3 separate regions of the Mus musculus genome follow, and all the other regions are linked to region 1. Evidence: chromatin loops called from intact Hi-C (ENCODE). Cell type or tissue: left cerebral cortex. All regions are shown on one strand.

The links. Peaks named below come from ENCODE experiments on the same cell type or tissue, not always from the same donor. Only the 100,000 strongest peaks of a DNase experiment are listed, where the experiment ranks them.
Region 2: it touches region 1 in a loop (2.5-fold over the local background); 6 of 42 quality-filtered maps call a loop at or near these places.
Region 3: it touches region 1 in a loop (2.2-fold over the local background); 14 of 42 quality-filtered maps call a loop at or near these places.

What each region holds. Positions count from the first base shown.
Region 1 is chr12:100,199,905-100,204,904 of GRCm38, reverse strand. Calm1 (calmodulin 1) reads right to left here. Exons shown (of 6, transcript NM_009790.5): 2 at 2,482-2,512; 3 at 1,187-1,330. Among named protein-coding and RNA genes, the nearest start is that of Calm1, 3.0 kb to the right of the region's middle. In left cerebral cortex, a CTCF peak has its summit at 2,874 (motif pointing left); DNase peaks (open chromatin) are centred at 3,425, 3,838, 4,305, 4,919 and 5 more places; H3K4me3 peaks cover 5,000 bases; H3K27ac peaks cover 4,738 bases.
Region 2 is chr12:100,311,470-100,316,469 of GRCm38, reverse strand. All of the region lies in intron 19 of Ttc7b (tetratricopeptide repeat domain 7B), which reads left to right. Among named protein-coding and RNA genes, the nearest start is that of Gm51958, 35 kb to the left of the region's middle. In left cerebral cortex, no CTCF peak of the experiment used is centred here; DNase peaks (open chromatin) are centred at 219, 817, 2,355 and 3,007; H3K27ac peaks cover 4,851 bases.
Region 3 is chr12:100,261,620-100,266,619 of GRCm38, reverse strand. No RefSeq gene overlaps it. Among named protein-coding and RNA genes, the nearest start is that of Gm10432, 12 kb to the left of the region's middle. In left cerebral cortex, a CTCF peak has its summit at 1,993; DNase peaks (open chromatin) are centred at 1,316, 2,069, 3,607, 4,666 and 2 more places; H3K27ac peaks cover 4,567 bases.

The DNA.
Region 1 (5,000 bases):
CCACATTAACACTAGCTTCAAATCAAAAATAAAATTAGGAAAAAAACAAAAACCAGTAGTTATTTACAATTCATTTTCACCAGAACATTTAAAACAAGTAACTGCCAAGGCTACTGTGTATGGATGGCTTCATGCCCTCGGTTCAATCCCCACAGTGACATACCAATATACGTGAACACACCATCAAAGATTCTCTATTCATGTAAGACAAAAACAAACAACTAAGTGTTATCTATAAGCATGAGAAGATAGCTTTTGGTATCAAAACAAGGCTTTATTCAACCTCTCCAACTGTTCCATATGATATGATAGTCAAATGCACGCTCCCTACTGAGCCTGGCCTCCCAGGATTTACATACAACAGGAAAGGCCCAGCCCATGCTGCGTACAGAGGATCAACTCTGTCACCAGAAGCAGCACCGAGGAGGAGCAGAACCTTTACAAGTCTTTCAATGTGCACACAAAACCCAAGTCCATCACGACACTTAATGGCGCCATATTTTCCCAAATGGCTCCTCTCACAGCAACTGTCTAGAAAGCACACCTTAGGTTCATATTGTACCTTCTTAGCTCCTTTAAAACTTATCATTCCTACATATATGTGACTTTTCAATTAGGGGAGAGGGTGCCTCCAAACCAGTTCACTGACAAATAGGAGCAGTAAGTTTGTAATCTAGAGGAGGAACAGTCAATGTCATGGGGAAGCTGCTGGCTTTGCTGGCCCGAGCCTTGCACAGCTTCCCTTCTAAGATTCCACAGATTCCTTATAGTCTTCAGACTCTACTAAAGTTGAGGGGTGCTCCCTCCACCCAGTGCCCTCGGGCTCTTCCTCCTTTGAGAAACAACAGCTCCTTTAAGAAGCAGGTTCTCCAGCAAGTTGTTTTTACTTCCCACACAGGATTTGGTGCAGCCTCAGCAGGCAGCTGATAAAAGACTGGGCTGTAGCTCTCAGTAAGCAGAAAAGAACAATAGTGAACCAATCCAGGAAATGCTCTAGACTACGGCAGCCAGCAGAGCGACCTGACAGGCAGGCCTACAGTCTTCTATTCTAATGTCAGGAGGCTGAGGCAACCAGAGAAAGTGACTCTGCACACAGCTTTGCTCTAGGGACCTTATTCATTCTGTAATGAGTCTGAACTTGAACTACACAATATCCCTGGTGCTCACTCAGTTCTAAAGCCCTTACCATCAGCATCCACTTCGTTGATCATATCCTGCAGCTCGGCTTCTGTTGGGTTCTGACCCAGTGACCGCATGACGGTCCCCAGTTCCTTGGTTGTGATGGTGCCGTCACCATCTTTATCGAATAGGGAGAAAGCTTCCTTGAATTCTGAAAAGAGAAGTTGACTCTTTAGAATCAACACTGTTGTGACACACACTTCACTGGGGCTTGCCACAACAAGCTGTCTGAGTTGCCAGAACCCATCTGGCCTCAACCTACTGAAATAATGATCACAATAGACCTGTTGGTCTGGCTAACACATAGTAGCCCAGAAAACAAACACTAGTGACCAGGCTCAATAAAGTCACAATATCCTACTTTTTAAGAAAACTAGCTTGAACATACTTAAATTGGTCACTAAGTGTAATCTGAGACTGCCGATTTACCAGGTACAATAAAGTCCCTTCAAGAGAGTCCTTTCATGCTGCACTTTTATAGCCACAGTGAGCTTGTTTCATAGCAACATGGTTACTAGAAACATGCATTCCCAGGCAGTCACCACACTCTTTCTCTGTCACACTCAGGACATTTTTTCAGAAGTCCTAAACAGAAACTTTTTTATTAATTTATGTATAGTACTTGCCTGCATCCCCTGTATATGTGTCTTTATGTATACCACATTCGCTCCTGCTGTCTGCAGAGGGTAGGGCAGCATTGGACCCCTTGGAACTAGTTATAAGCCACTGCAAATTTCCATATGGGTCTTGGGACCCTAACCTGAGTCCTCTGCAAAGAGCAGCGAATGTCCTTGCCCAGTGAGCAATACATTAAGGTGAGTTGCTGGGCATGGTGGCACTCTGGAGGCAAACTACAGATCTTCTAAGTTCAAATCTAGCCTGGTCTACATAGCAAGTTCCAGAATAACCGGCACTACAGTATGAGACATCCATCTCAAAACAAAACCCAATTTGATGTCTCACTTTCCAATTATTACAACTCTAATGTTTACCTTTTCCATGTGTTTTAGGAGTTTTCCTGGTCGATTACTAAAAGATTTATGGCCTAAGAACTATGAAGTCTATTTCAGAGTAGCGGCTTCGGTGGATCTCATTCTACAGCACAGCTATGCACACCCGAGTGTGACAGGCATAGCAGAGTCCATTCCATGTCATCCCTAAAATACCTGACCTCACTGTTGCTGCTTAAGAATTCTTAGAAAACCACACAGATTGTAGATGGGAGGGACAAGAGAGGAGACACAAGGCCAAAGCAGAGCCTAGTCCCAGTTTCCTGGGGACTCTCCAGAGTCTTCAACTTACCAGCAATCTGCTCTTCAGTCAGCTGATCAGCCTACACAGAGAAAGAAAAGATCATAATTTAATCTAGACAAGTTTGGTTGATAATAACCTAGCTTTCCTAATTATACTTTAAAATTGTGGGGCTTTTCTTCCTAATCAGTATTTTAAAAGTGTGCTGAATTCATTAGTACTGGCATTTAGTCGCAGTTACTTCAATAAAGGAAAACTGTTCAAGCTAGCTTAACAATAAAGGGTGACAACGAAGTGACAGCCTCTGCTGGCTTCATTTCTTTGGCCTGCGGCTTGCTTGGCTTGCTTGGCCTGCGGCTTGCGCTAAGCACTGCAAAGAAACCAGTCAGTCGCATGTGGGAAATGGCGCCTCTAGTGGTTAAAGTACCCTCAGCAGCAGCTGCAGCAGCAGGCAGAGAAGGAAGAGCGCCACCTACTGCGCCATAAACACTGCGGTTGCTGATTTCATCCAAGAGACCCAGCCCAATGCCGCGGACAAGAAGGCAGCCAGGACCAGGATCCTGTCCAGGGGCAGGCTTTTTAGTGCACCTTGCGCATAGCTTTGGGCCCTCCAAAATCTCCACACTGGCGTTACATAATGGTATTGGGTTGGATTAACAGGCTTTTATACCCATTTTATGAGAAACAATTAAGTAGAAAAATATACAGTAATGGGTTACCAATCCAGGTTTCATTTCAGTATAATAAATGCTTTCCAATCATTTAAATTAGGCAGTTATTTGCTAAAAGCCTACCATTTACAATGGCTAATACCTTTCAGTCAAATTATCCTATGATTCTAAAGCTAGAGAAAGACTGAATCCTAGGACTGTTACAAAACTGCAAAAATGAAGCACACAGAAACCACCACAATTATGAGGCGATACGTTACCCCTTTCCTCGTGTACAGGAGTAACTATTATCATTTCCTGGTATTAATCCTGCCCACCTTAAGATTGACAGGGACTCTGCTTTAATGCCAATACTCGGTATTTCCATGTTCTAGGTACTAAATGGCCACAAAGGTGGTTTTCATTTGCATTAATATTTAGTTTTTGCACCTCTGAACCTGTGCCTCTAGCCAGGAGAATATATGCTTTAATAAAGCCAGTTACAAAATAAACCCCAAGAGAAATCCGATGGCACTGGAGCTCATTTCTTTTCCGTGGCAACTCAGTTAATTATCGATTTGGGAGAGAACGAACTTCTACTTTTTAAATTCTAAGTGGGTCTTCCCTTCTATCCATTACTGGAAGCTACTTTTAAGGCAAATGGAGACACGATTTATGTAATGCTCGCCATGTCAGTCTTGCACGACAGGAAGCACTGTCACACCTCGTAGGAGAAACCAGCTCACCAAGGAGAGGAGTTCCACCTCCTCGGGAAAATTCTCTGACTAGAGGCCTGTCAAGTGCATCTACCTTCGGGACAACGACTCCCCCACCTCAACCCCAAGTCATTCTGGCTTTGGGTCAAAGGCGTTCCAGAACCTGCCGAGAACGACCTAGCCACCTTGCCAGGGCTGAAGGTGCTGCTGGTGATGTCAGCTCTGCCTGGCGAGGGAGAAGGGGGCTACGGCACACGCACACGGCCAACCACATATTCGCATCTGGCAATCCAGAGGCGGCAGAGAAAGCGGAAACGTACAGATGGGCATCTCCCTGCCGCCCAGGGAGCAGCGAGAGACAAGGGGCATGCCGGGCGAGGGGCCGCACTAGGGTGAAGACCCAAAGGGGCCCCAGGACCGTGGTGCTGCCTATCTCCAGCACCTCCCACCGCTCCTGCTCCCCCAGGCACTGAGCCTGCCGCCGCCTCCTCCCCAGCAGAAACTTTGCGTCTCTAATGGAAACCGAGGAGCGCGCCAACTCTCTCCTCCCCCGCCCTGCCGCCCCAATTAGCGCGAGCCGAGCACCTCCCGCGGGAAGGGGCCTCCCCGCGGACACGAGCGATCGCGCCCGTCTCGCGCGGCACCGGGAGGGGGACCGAGGTCGCACGGCCCAGCCACGCGCGCGGCCACCCTGCGGGGCCCCGCCCGGGCGCAGGGCGGCCGCTTCCGCCCTCTCCGCCCCCCAGCCTTCGCCTTCCTGCCCCCAACCCCACCCTTCCCCGGCTCCTTCCTTCCCAGCTCACGCCCGCGCCGCGCCCCCCGGGAGGAAGGAGGGGACCGCAAGCGAGGGGGGACTCCCGACTGGGCTGGTCAGGGGGTCTGAAGGTGGCTGAGGACACCCCGAGGCCGCGGTCCAAGCCCTGTACGTCTCCCGGCTCGCCGCGACCCATTCATTCTCCGCGGTCGGGGACTGACTACCGGGACGTCGCGGCCTGCCCCGCCCGGCTCCCCCGCCCCGCTGGCCCCGGCCGAGGCGCTGCGCTGCAGGCAGCCCGGGTGCGGCGCGTTGGATGCAGTGGGTGCGGGGCTGGCGGAGGGGGTGGATGCGGAAGGCCCCGGTGCAGCTGTGGCAGCGGCTCCAGCCCGCGCACAGCCCACTGTAGAGTCCAGCCCCAGAGGCGCCCAAAACTCAGAGGAGGTTCTC
Region 2 (5,000 bases), 110 kb before region 1:
TAGGGAGCAGGAGAGAAGCAACACTCGTGGGAAATCTAGGCTCTGACCAGTCAATCATGCGGATGCCACTGCTTGTCCCTGTAGAAGGGATTTGGCTGTGGCTCTACCAGATCCCACGTCCTTGAGCTCAGTCCTCTCTGCTCTCCATGCGGGACTCAGCCCTGCTCCTGCACCGTGCAGAAGGAGGAGCTCAGACGGCACAGCCTCTCTTGGCTACACATCAGGAGCAGACATGGCTTGAATTAGACACAGTTTCCACACAACAGAGCTGAGGCCCCTGGGCAAGTTGCCTTCCTTCTCTGGGCCTCGGTTCTTCTATCCATGAGGGATGGTGGTGATCACCCTAGCAGGAGTAAGCCATGATCACACATGTGAGCTAGAGGCCTGCAGGTGTGTCAAATGACAAATGTTTAGACGTATGAAGCACCCCCTTTTCATGTCTGTCTGGTGCCTGTTCTCCAGGCTGGTAACAACAGTGATTTGCTGAGAGGAGTAGGGAGATGATACACGCACATGCACACACACACACACACACACACACACACACACACACACACACACATACACGCACACACACATACATACTGGCCTGGGATCCTGCCTAGCTAAGAGTTGACTCTTGATTAGATCTATAATTGAAATTCTGGCCAGTGTCCTTCTAAATGCAGCAGAAGCCGCTAGCCTGGCACAGAGCAGCCTCTGACAGTGGATGCTGTGTCTTCATAAATAAAGCTCGGCCCCTCCCTATAGGAGTCCAGGGCCCTGCAGGTTCTCTCTCATCCTCTGCACCAGGCTGCCAGATCTAGACAGATGCATGGGGCCAGAGCCAAAGATCCCTGCGGAGATCTCCCAGAACAAACTAGAAGCAAAATCTGCTTCTTCCTAAGGACAACATGCGAGTTTCCAGGCCCTCCAAAGCAAGGCAGGTCAATCGAGTTATAATTGGCTCTCTAATTAGAACTCCCATAAGCTGTTAAATTCTTTACCTGCCGCCTGCGTTTTATACAAAGGTAACAAATACACTTGTGCCTTTGATTAAAGAGCCAGCTACAGTCACCAGCTTCCTGCTGGCAGCAGCCCCCTCCAGCCACCACTACCTCACTCAGATGCCTGCACACCCACCAGCAAGCATCATAGGCAACACAGCTGTCAGCTCAGAAGGATCTCTGGGAAGTCAAGCTCAGAGGTCATGTTGCTGGCAACCAGGGGGAAGCTGCAGAGAGTTAGCCATGTTTCCAGGGTGACACATTCCTCGGGAGATGCATAGATCCTGGGGCCCCTACCAGAGCTGCTCCATGCTAAAGAAAGTTCATCCTGTGCCCCTCTGTATTCTCAGTGCTGGAAGAAAATCGGGGTTTGTGTTGTTCCCTTCAACCCTCAAGAGAGCAGTATGGTTTAGTCTTGATAGAAGGACTTACTTTGTAGAAAATGGCAAATGCCACACATCTGGGCTTTTTTTCTTCCAGAGAGCCATTTTGGCCATTATATCACTTGCACTCATGGGCCAGAGAGGGAATTGCTGTTAAGGAGGGAAGCAGAGAGACATCAGAGGGACCATGGATGAAGAACACTCAAGGCCACGCCTCAGAAGCTGCTGTGGCGCTGAGCAGAGGCAGGGCTGAAGGAACCGGGGAAGGAAGTACTGCAGAACTGCCCAGGCCAGGGCCAGAAAGAGTAGTGGCTAAGAGTAGACAATTCGGAGCAGAAGCAACAGCATCTAGAACATAGCTCTGACATGCACTGGAGATCTGTCTGACCAGGACATGTCATGTTTCCTCTACAGCAATCATGCCAACCTCTGGTCTGCCCTCAGGGATGTAGACATGGTTCTGGCCTAGCACAAGCACCTCACCTCAGTACCTGACCTTCCTCCAAAACCAGTAGCATGAAAGTCACATGGGAAATACGAGACTCCTCCAGGCCCCCAGGATGCAAGCGTGAGGTTCCCTGTGCACTTGCCCCTTCTCCGTTCTTTAGGAAAGAGGGGCCTTCCTTTTAGCAGAGTGTACAGTCAGAACAAGAACTGCCTGTAACAGGGTTATAGGACTGATGCTGGATCAGCCAGTGCCAGTAACAGGTCACCTCTGGGTATGACCATACCAGGTTAGAGCATAAAATGACTATGACCTTTCCTGAATCTGTAGTCTGAACACGTCTCTGTGAGCAGGAGTGATGGCGGATGCTTTAATTTATTCTAATTTTCTAGTCTCCCTCCAAGTCATTGTCCAAGGCCGCAGGCCCCCATTCTGTGTCAAGCACAGCCTGATACATAGCAGGGACCACATACAAATGAGCTCAGTGCCTGTACCAAGGCAGGTGAGCAGCACCTCCCACGCTCCTCTCAGCACCGGCTGGGAACTCTTGAGGCGATGCCTCTGATCTTGATGCTGATTTATTCTGCACTGAATCGGGAAATGGTGAGAGCTCTGTGCAGGGAACGAAAGCGCCTGCTGTGCCTCTCTTCTCCCCAGGAGCTCTGCAGTGTAAACCTTCCTCTTTGCAGAGCCACACTGTCCCCAGCCTGGTCACTATCTTTCTTATTCCAGCTCTGGGTCTGAGTTGACAGCACTTGGTGGGGGACGGGGTGGGGCGGGGGGGGGCGGGGGTGTTATTCAAACAAATAATAGTGAAAGCTTGCTTCCAGGCAACCTGTCTATTTCTCCTTTCCTTGATACAGGGCTTCCCCTGCGCTGGTTTACCAGCAAAGCACAGATGTGAGGAATGGCTGAGTGGGGCCTCTTGCTGGGCAGGGAGACCCACCCCTCTTTCCCATCCACATAGAGGATGATGAGCTGTCTTGTTATTTTGGGGACAATTTTTCCAAGGCTAATCAGTTTCAGTGTCCCCCTCATTGGAAAATGTCTTATCATTTCTGTTTGTTCCTATTTAAAAATGGAAAAATAATTCTTGCCAGACCCTGGCAGGGATGTGGTTAGGTGCTGGCCAAAGTGACCACATCCATCCTGTCAGGTAGTAAATCATCCTTGTGTTTGTACCCCGGTGAGTCAGATGACGGCCATCCTCTCTGGTGCCCTGGCTGTGGAGACCACTGAGGCTTTGTGTCATTTTGGCAGCCCTCTTGCAGCTGGCATTCGCCATTTAAAGTCCAGATGGGCCCAGAGAAGTCACGTCTCCAGGCAACGTTCAGGGATGGGTGTGAAAACCAACACCTTCCACATAGCGTGCTACACTTGGACAGGAGTACATTTGACAAAAAAGCTGGACAAGATGGGTAATGGACAGAGCTAGGACCTAGTGCCCACTCTGTGGTCATCAACAGAGTACTTATAGTAACCAAGAGTGTGTGTGTGTGGGGGGGGGGAGGGGGGTGAAATGGCTCAGAATCAACAGTATGCATTGTCTGCACCTCAAGTGCCCAGAGGTAAAAAGTGAGTAAACGTGGCCTCTGCCTCAGTGACCCTAGGGTTCCCTAGTCTAGCAGCTGGTGGCCTCTGCTCTGTACTGTTGACTTCTTGGGCTTTCCAAGTTTCCTATAAATCCTGGAGCCTCTGGCACTCTCAGCCCAAATCTGCTCATCTGCTTACTCCTGAGAAGGCAGAAAGGGGTGCTGCGCCTCCCAGGAACTCCTGAGGCTGCACTTAGTAAGTCACTTGTAGTGCTTCTCTGTGCAGAGTGGGAGCAGAACTGCCCCCTTCCCTCCTGGTCCCCAGTGCTGCTCTCCTAGGGCAATCGGTTTGCATCTTGCTTAGCCTCTTTCTCTTGCCCAGCCTCTTCCTTGAGAAGCCTTTCTGGCCACATCAGCCACTACTTTTCAAGTCCTGGGACAACATGAACATTGAGGATGCTGTAATCTCCCAGAATATGGAGTAAATAACAGGCCTGACTAGTCATATACTCTGTATCTTTCTTTTCCAGACTGAAAAGTGAGACTCTTAGAGAGACAAGCCTTAGTCTAGGTTAGCAGTCGGTCGTAGATCACATAGTAGGGTGGAGACAGGGTGCCCCAGCCCTGCCTTCTGCCCAGGTACCTCACTAAGTCTGCTGGAGCCAGGCTTTTGCTTGCAGTGCTTGGTGGAAAATGGTCAGACTGAGTCCAGAGAACACCCACAAAGGCATGGCTTCCCTTCCCGTCCTAAGAAGAAGCTGGCACTGCGGTCAGGTACTATTGTTTGGATGTATTACACTACCTTAGGCTCCTTTGTTTGAATACTTGGTTCTCAACTGATGGTGCTGTTTAGGAAGGAGTAGAACCTTGAGAGGGGTAGGGCCTAGGTTGAGGAACTGGGTCACAGGGAATCAGGTTTAAGGCTGATAGCTCCGCCCCTCTGCTTTCTAGTCCATCAAGATGTAAGCAACCAGCCTCACACTTCCGCCACCACAGCCAAGAGCACCTGCTTACCTCGAGCCTTCTCTATTACTTCTTGTCTGGGATTTGGTCATGGAGATGAGACAAGGATTGTACCAAGTGGGGCCCTGGGGAAGGGATCCAGGCTTGGGCCACCATAGCAGGGTCAGGATCTCTAAGTGTCCCCCACTCAGGCCCTGGGACTCTAGGAAAGCCTCAGAATAGCCCTTTTGTTGGCTGGTTACCTAGAAATTGTTGTGCCCATGACAGGCCCATAATTGGAAGCCCTCTGCCCTCCCCGACAAGGGCCCTGAGGATGTCCCACCTATATCCATGTCCCCTCTAGGGAAGCTGGGCCTCTGATGTGGAAACAGTGGTCTCAGACAGCTGTGCTCCTACACCCTGCCTGGAATGGCATACCACCTTTCCAAACAGGCAGGGACAGCAGTCTCTTCTGGAGACAGGTAGGGCCCCTGGGAGGTAATTAGCACCAGACTTTCCATTGTGTGGGTAAGTTGGGCCATGGGGAAGCACTTGACTTCAAGGCTGTTCTGCCTCATTGTTTTCTGCCCAACTTGTTGTTGAAGGTAGATAAAAATAAATAAATAAGTCAACCAGGGAGATGTATAAATAAGTCAACAGGAGTCTCCTGCCCATTGCCAGTGGAAAAGTACCAGCAAGGGCAGTCAGGTAG
Region 3 (5,000 bases), 62 kb before region 1:
GCCTCCTCATATCATACAGTAGTGATTATATTTCTGTACATGAATGCTTGGGACACACAAATATTCAGTCACAGCTCCTCGACACTGCTGTGTCAGGGGAAGAAGCAGAGGTTGTGGAGTCTTCCTCACAGCTCTACTCTTTTCTGCATCTCCCCGGCAGCCTGCAGTGCTCTGCAGCTAGCCTGTTCTTCATCTATGATGTCCTCAGACCTGCTATATCCACCAAACTCATATCTGGCCTGGGAGAGAGAGAGAGAGAGAGAGAGAGAGAGAGAGAGAGAGAGAGAGAGAGACCCATAGGGTTTGAAGCGTGGGCAGACTTGAGCAAGTCACTGTTCCTGCCTGGCTAAGTGTTTCACCTGTGAAATAGGGCAGGCTACATGTTGTCTGAGGGCTCCTATCCTAGATTCCGTGGGAGCAGAGCTGGGCCCCCATCAGAATTGTGCTGGCCTGGAATCCTGGCAGCCGCCGTAGCTGGCCGCCCACGCACAAGCAGGCAGGCAGGAGGCAGGGTGCTGCAGCCTCATTGCCAAGAGCACAGAGAACTTTCCACTGGGTCCAGATTTTTTCATCACCATGGCAACTGCTGGGGGGTGGAAGCAGAACTCTTCAGAATACTGGAGAGAGATTATATGGGAGAAGGGAGAACAAGAAATTGAGCACAGAGCCAAGCTTCAAGTCAAAACCAGCCACCGGTGGGCCCCACCTTACACACACACACACACACACACACACACACACACACACACACACACACACTCTTCCTTCCCTTTCCTCCAAGCCTTCTCTCTCTTTTGATGTTTTCCTATTTGTGTCCATCCTTCTCAGTCCCTTCCTGAGCTCTGGCTCTCAGAAGCTGGGTGATACCATTATTCTTAACACAGTCTGTACCAGGCGCTATTTCTGGGGCTTTATACATAAGGATTTATTCTACCACCACCACCCCTTCTCCGAGTCCTGGGCAGCAGGTCCCACGATTTCACAGATGAAGAAGACATGGAGGCCTGTGGAGGTTCAGGGACTTGCTCAGCCTCTACTGGGTATAGTCCCATTCCAGAGGGGACATCATCAGCCCCTGTGGTGTTAAATGGTCTCAAGTTGAGAAACTGAGGCTGCTAATAAAATGGGTAGTGACCTTAGGGACAGACAGGGAACATAGGAGGATGTGATGGGGTCTTTCCAGTTCCATCCCCTCTGTCTGAAGTCTTCATTGATCTCCCAGCTTCAGTGCGAGCAGAGAGCCAGTGGCTGGCCTCATTGCCTGCCTCCACTTTTAGGCTAGCTCCCAGACCTGCTTGCCCATCATTCAGGCTCAGGGAAAGATCCATTGGAGATTACTGGCATTTGGATATGCGTGTTCCATTCTCAGCATCCTCCCCACTTCCCTGGGAATTCCCTGCATGGAGAGAGCATGACTTAGGACACCTGGCTCAGTGCCTCATCAGAATTCCAGGGGGGCGTTCACTCAAGTCCTCCAAGGTACCAGAGAGGAGGTGACAGGAAGCCATAGAGAAGGCTATTGCAGACGCAGCAAAGATGATGACACAGGCCTGCCAGCTACTTGGTGGGACCTGAGGGTGAGGATGCATTCAGGCCTATGATGAGACCTCACAGGGCTGAGGTGAAAGGCCCCTGAACATTCGCAGAGCAGTTCCCACACAGGTCCACAGCCTTCTTCCACTGGCCAGTGGGTTGTCATCCCACCCATGTCATCGAGAGCTGATGGGACAGGTGTGAGGCAGCAGCTCACCTTTAACTCCTTCTGCCATTTTGGCCGGTGGAGAATCTGGTGGCAAAAGCAAACCCCAAGAGCCTTGTCCTGGGCTAAATCCTCTCCTGAGGAATCAGATACCCCCTCCCCTCGATTACTTATTTCCCTCTTGAGGAAAACATAAAATAAAAGCAACTCATAGCAGCAGAGAAATCATGGCACCTCATGTGGCAGCTGGTTCTATTCCATCCACGGTGCGGAGCCAGAGAGAGATGGTTGCTGCTGCTCAGACTGCTCTCCTTGGTTCAGTCCAGGATCTCTGCCTGAATGTGGAAGGGTGCTGTCCACATTTAGGGTGAGTCTTCATACCTTCATTAAGCTAATCCAGAAAACCCTTTGCTAGCATGCCCAGAGGTTTGTCACCCGGGTGATTCTAGATCTAGATCCTGGCACATTAGTAATCAGTGTTGACCATCACGACCCCCAAATGAATGGATCTGCAGCCCCTGTAACCCTGAACCTCCCCCACCCGAAGGGTCCACTGGGGTTTCAGTCAAATATATATCCCTGGTTCCTGATGTCTCATGATCAGAGGGACTTGTGGCTGTGTCCCCACATGCCTAGGCATGTGGGTCAGACAAACCAGCTCTTCTGGTACAAGGAGGCGAGAAGACAGGATTGGAAGGCAAGACAGGGAGGCAGGGTGGTCCGTGGAGGAAGAAAAGACTCTCTGATTACAGAAAAGTGGGCACTGAAGAACATCCAGCCAACTCCCTTTTTCTCCAGCCTCCGGTGGTACCAAATTCATTTTATAGGGTCTTCCTTGACCTCAATAAAAACAAACTTCCATGTACCTCTTCCACAACTGGCTTTCTCTCGGGGACCAATGAGTGGGCAGCCTAACCACAAGATGCCCCCAGTCAGGCCTGTCACCAATGCATACATGCTTCAGCCTCAGAGCCTTCACTGGGCCAACCATTTCTGCCCTTTTGCTCTAGCAGGTAAGAAGGGCCAAATTTGACCCACTGCCTATTTTTGTTCATAAAGGTTTCCTGGAATATGGACACACCCATTTGTTTATCTTTGTGTGTAGCTGGTTTGCACTACCAGGGCCAAGTAGAATGATAGACACAGCCTGTGTAGCCCAGAAAGTTTAAACTGTTTATCAATGGGCCTTTATTTAATAAGGTTTCTGACCTTTCATAATTCTAAAGCATTCCCATATGACACGAGATGCCCAGGAGTGACAGCTCAGGAGGGACACCTCCTTCTCCTCCTGGAACCCTGTTATAACTGGGAACAACCCCACATGCAGCCTGGGGTGCTGCAAGGTTGCAGTTAGCTATGAGCAAATACTGGTTCCCAGAGAACAAAAAGAACCACCACAAAACCCAAGCAGACCATTTGCACATGGCCTGTTACTAAATCTGTTGCCAAGTCAAGCTCTCCAGTACTTGAATTTTGAAGGACTTGCGTTTATCGTGCCTCAGTTTAACTTTGTCTGAATGTCTTCCCTGACACACTATTTGAACTAAGCTCGCCATTCAGCTTCCTTCGTGGGTTGCTTTCTACATCTCTTAAAGAGCTACGTGTCACGTCACTAGAGACCTTCATGCCAGGCTGTAATTGACCAACCTGTGCTTGCTCCTTAGTCACATCAACCACCCCTCAGTGGCTGCTCTACGTGGACAGTGTTCCCTACGATTCCATTTTAACAGCTTCTTTGCCCAGGAAGGGTGTGGTCTGAAGTCCAGATGGGTCAGGTAGGTGAAGCTGCATTCCAAGTCACCAGGAAGAGGGAGGCTGGAGGCACAGAGCAGCTGGTGCCTGCTCAGTAGTCACCCAGCCTGGGCGGGAGGGCACTGCATCTTCATTCCGTGTCAGGAAGGAGCAGGAAGCAGCAGCTGGCAAGTTCACAATTGGAGTCTGCCCACACAAAGCCACAAATCCCTCTTAGTGAATGCCGATGAGCTGGTGCCACGGAGAAAGCAGCAATTCCCACCTCTGACAGGAGTCACTCATGCTAGATGAGAGGACTGGGCCCATAGCTTCAGTGAAGGAGTGTCACTATGATGCTTGTTGTCATGGCTGGATACAGATAGGACCACTCGTTTCCTCTTCTAAACACCCAGTGCCCACCATGGCCATCCTGGCTAAGATTCCTCTTGAGATCTATGCCAGGGAAATGCTAAGGGCTTTCTTCTGACATTCGCCTTTCTGTTTCTGGTCCATCCATCTCCACCTTGTCTCTGCCTAGCATCTCCCCAGATGGTGCTATTTGTGGGGTAGAGTAGCATTCAGGGATGGTTTTCACAGCCACTCAATTCCTAGCTCTGTGCCTTATCAGAATACGCCTTGTATAATCTATGACTTAGTCTCTTTGTCTGAAAGATGCTAATAATTAATAGAAATAGTGTGTAAACCAATTGACAGGAAGGTGTGTAAGGGGGCAAAGACTGCTCCACAGACAGTGGAGTTTTCCATGACTTCCTTGCTCTCTCTGGACACAAATCTGACGCTGCCAACCATCATTTATATCCATCAGTCTTCTAACAACTGAAACTCAGGCTGGTCTGGTCACCATACTAAAGGGAGAGCCTTTCTGGCTAGCACATCTCAGTCACCTCTTTGCCAGAGATAGAGAATAGAGATGGCTAGACTTCTGTAAGCTGAATAAGTCCTGGGTTCCATGAGAGTCAATCTTTGCATGAAGTTGTGCTCAGTGACAGAATCCAACACCAAAACTGATGCTAAGAAGACATCTTGGACTTTATTTTTGACTCATCCCAACGCGTAGCCCGTAGCAGATTTCCGTGGCGTCCTTCTGCCTCTCCCTGAAGCTGTGGCTCTTCCCCTCCAGCTACACCCCTACAGCTCTTCTGCTCTCTCCTTTATCACTTTGCACTCTGCACACTGCAGGGGTGAGGCCGGGAGCAGGAGCACCCACAGATTGAATCCATATGCTGTCTTTGCATTCATATGCATCTGAGAATCCTTCTCTGTAAACTCCAAGAGGAAAGGACTGTGGGTTTGGGAGTTTACTTTATTTTATGTAATAAGCCAACACTTGAAAAATAGCACACAGAGCTCCCTTATAGCCTTGGCCCAGATTCACCAATTGCATGTGTTCACATTCTCTCTCTCTCTCTCTCTCTCTCTCTCTCTCTCTGTCTCTGTCTCTCTCTCTCTCTCCCCATACATATTTTATATATAATGCATATAATTTTCTTCTCTGAAATCATTTGCAAGTAAGTTGAAGATATCTTTCCCTTTAATCCATAAATAATTC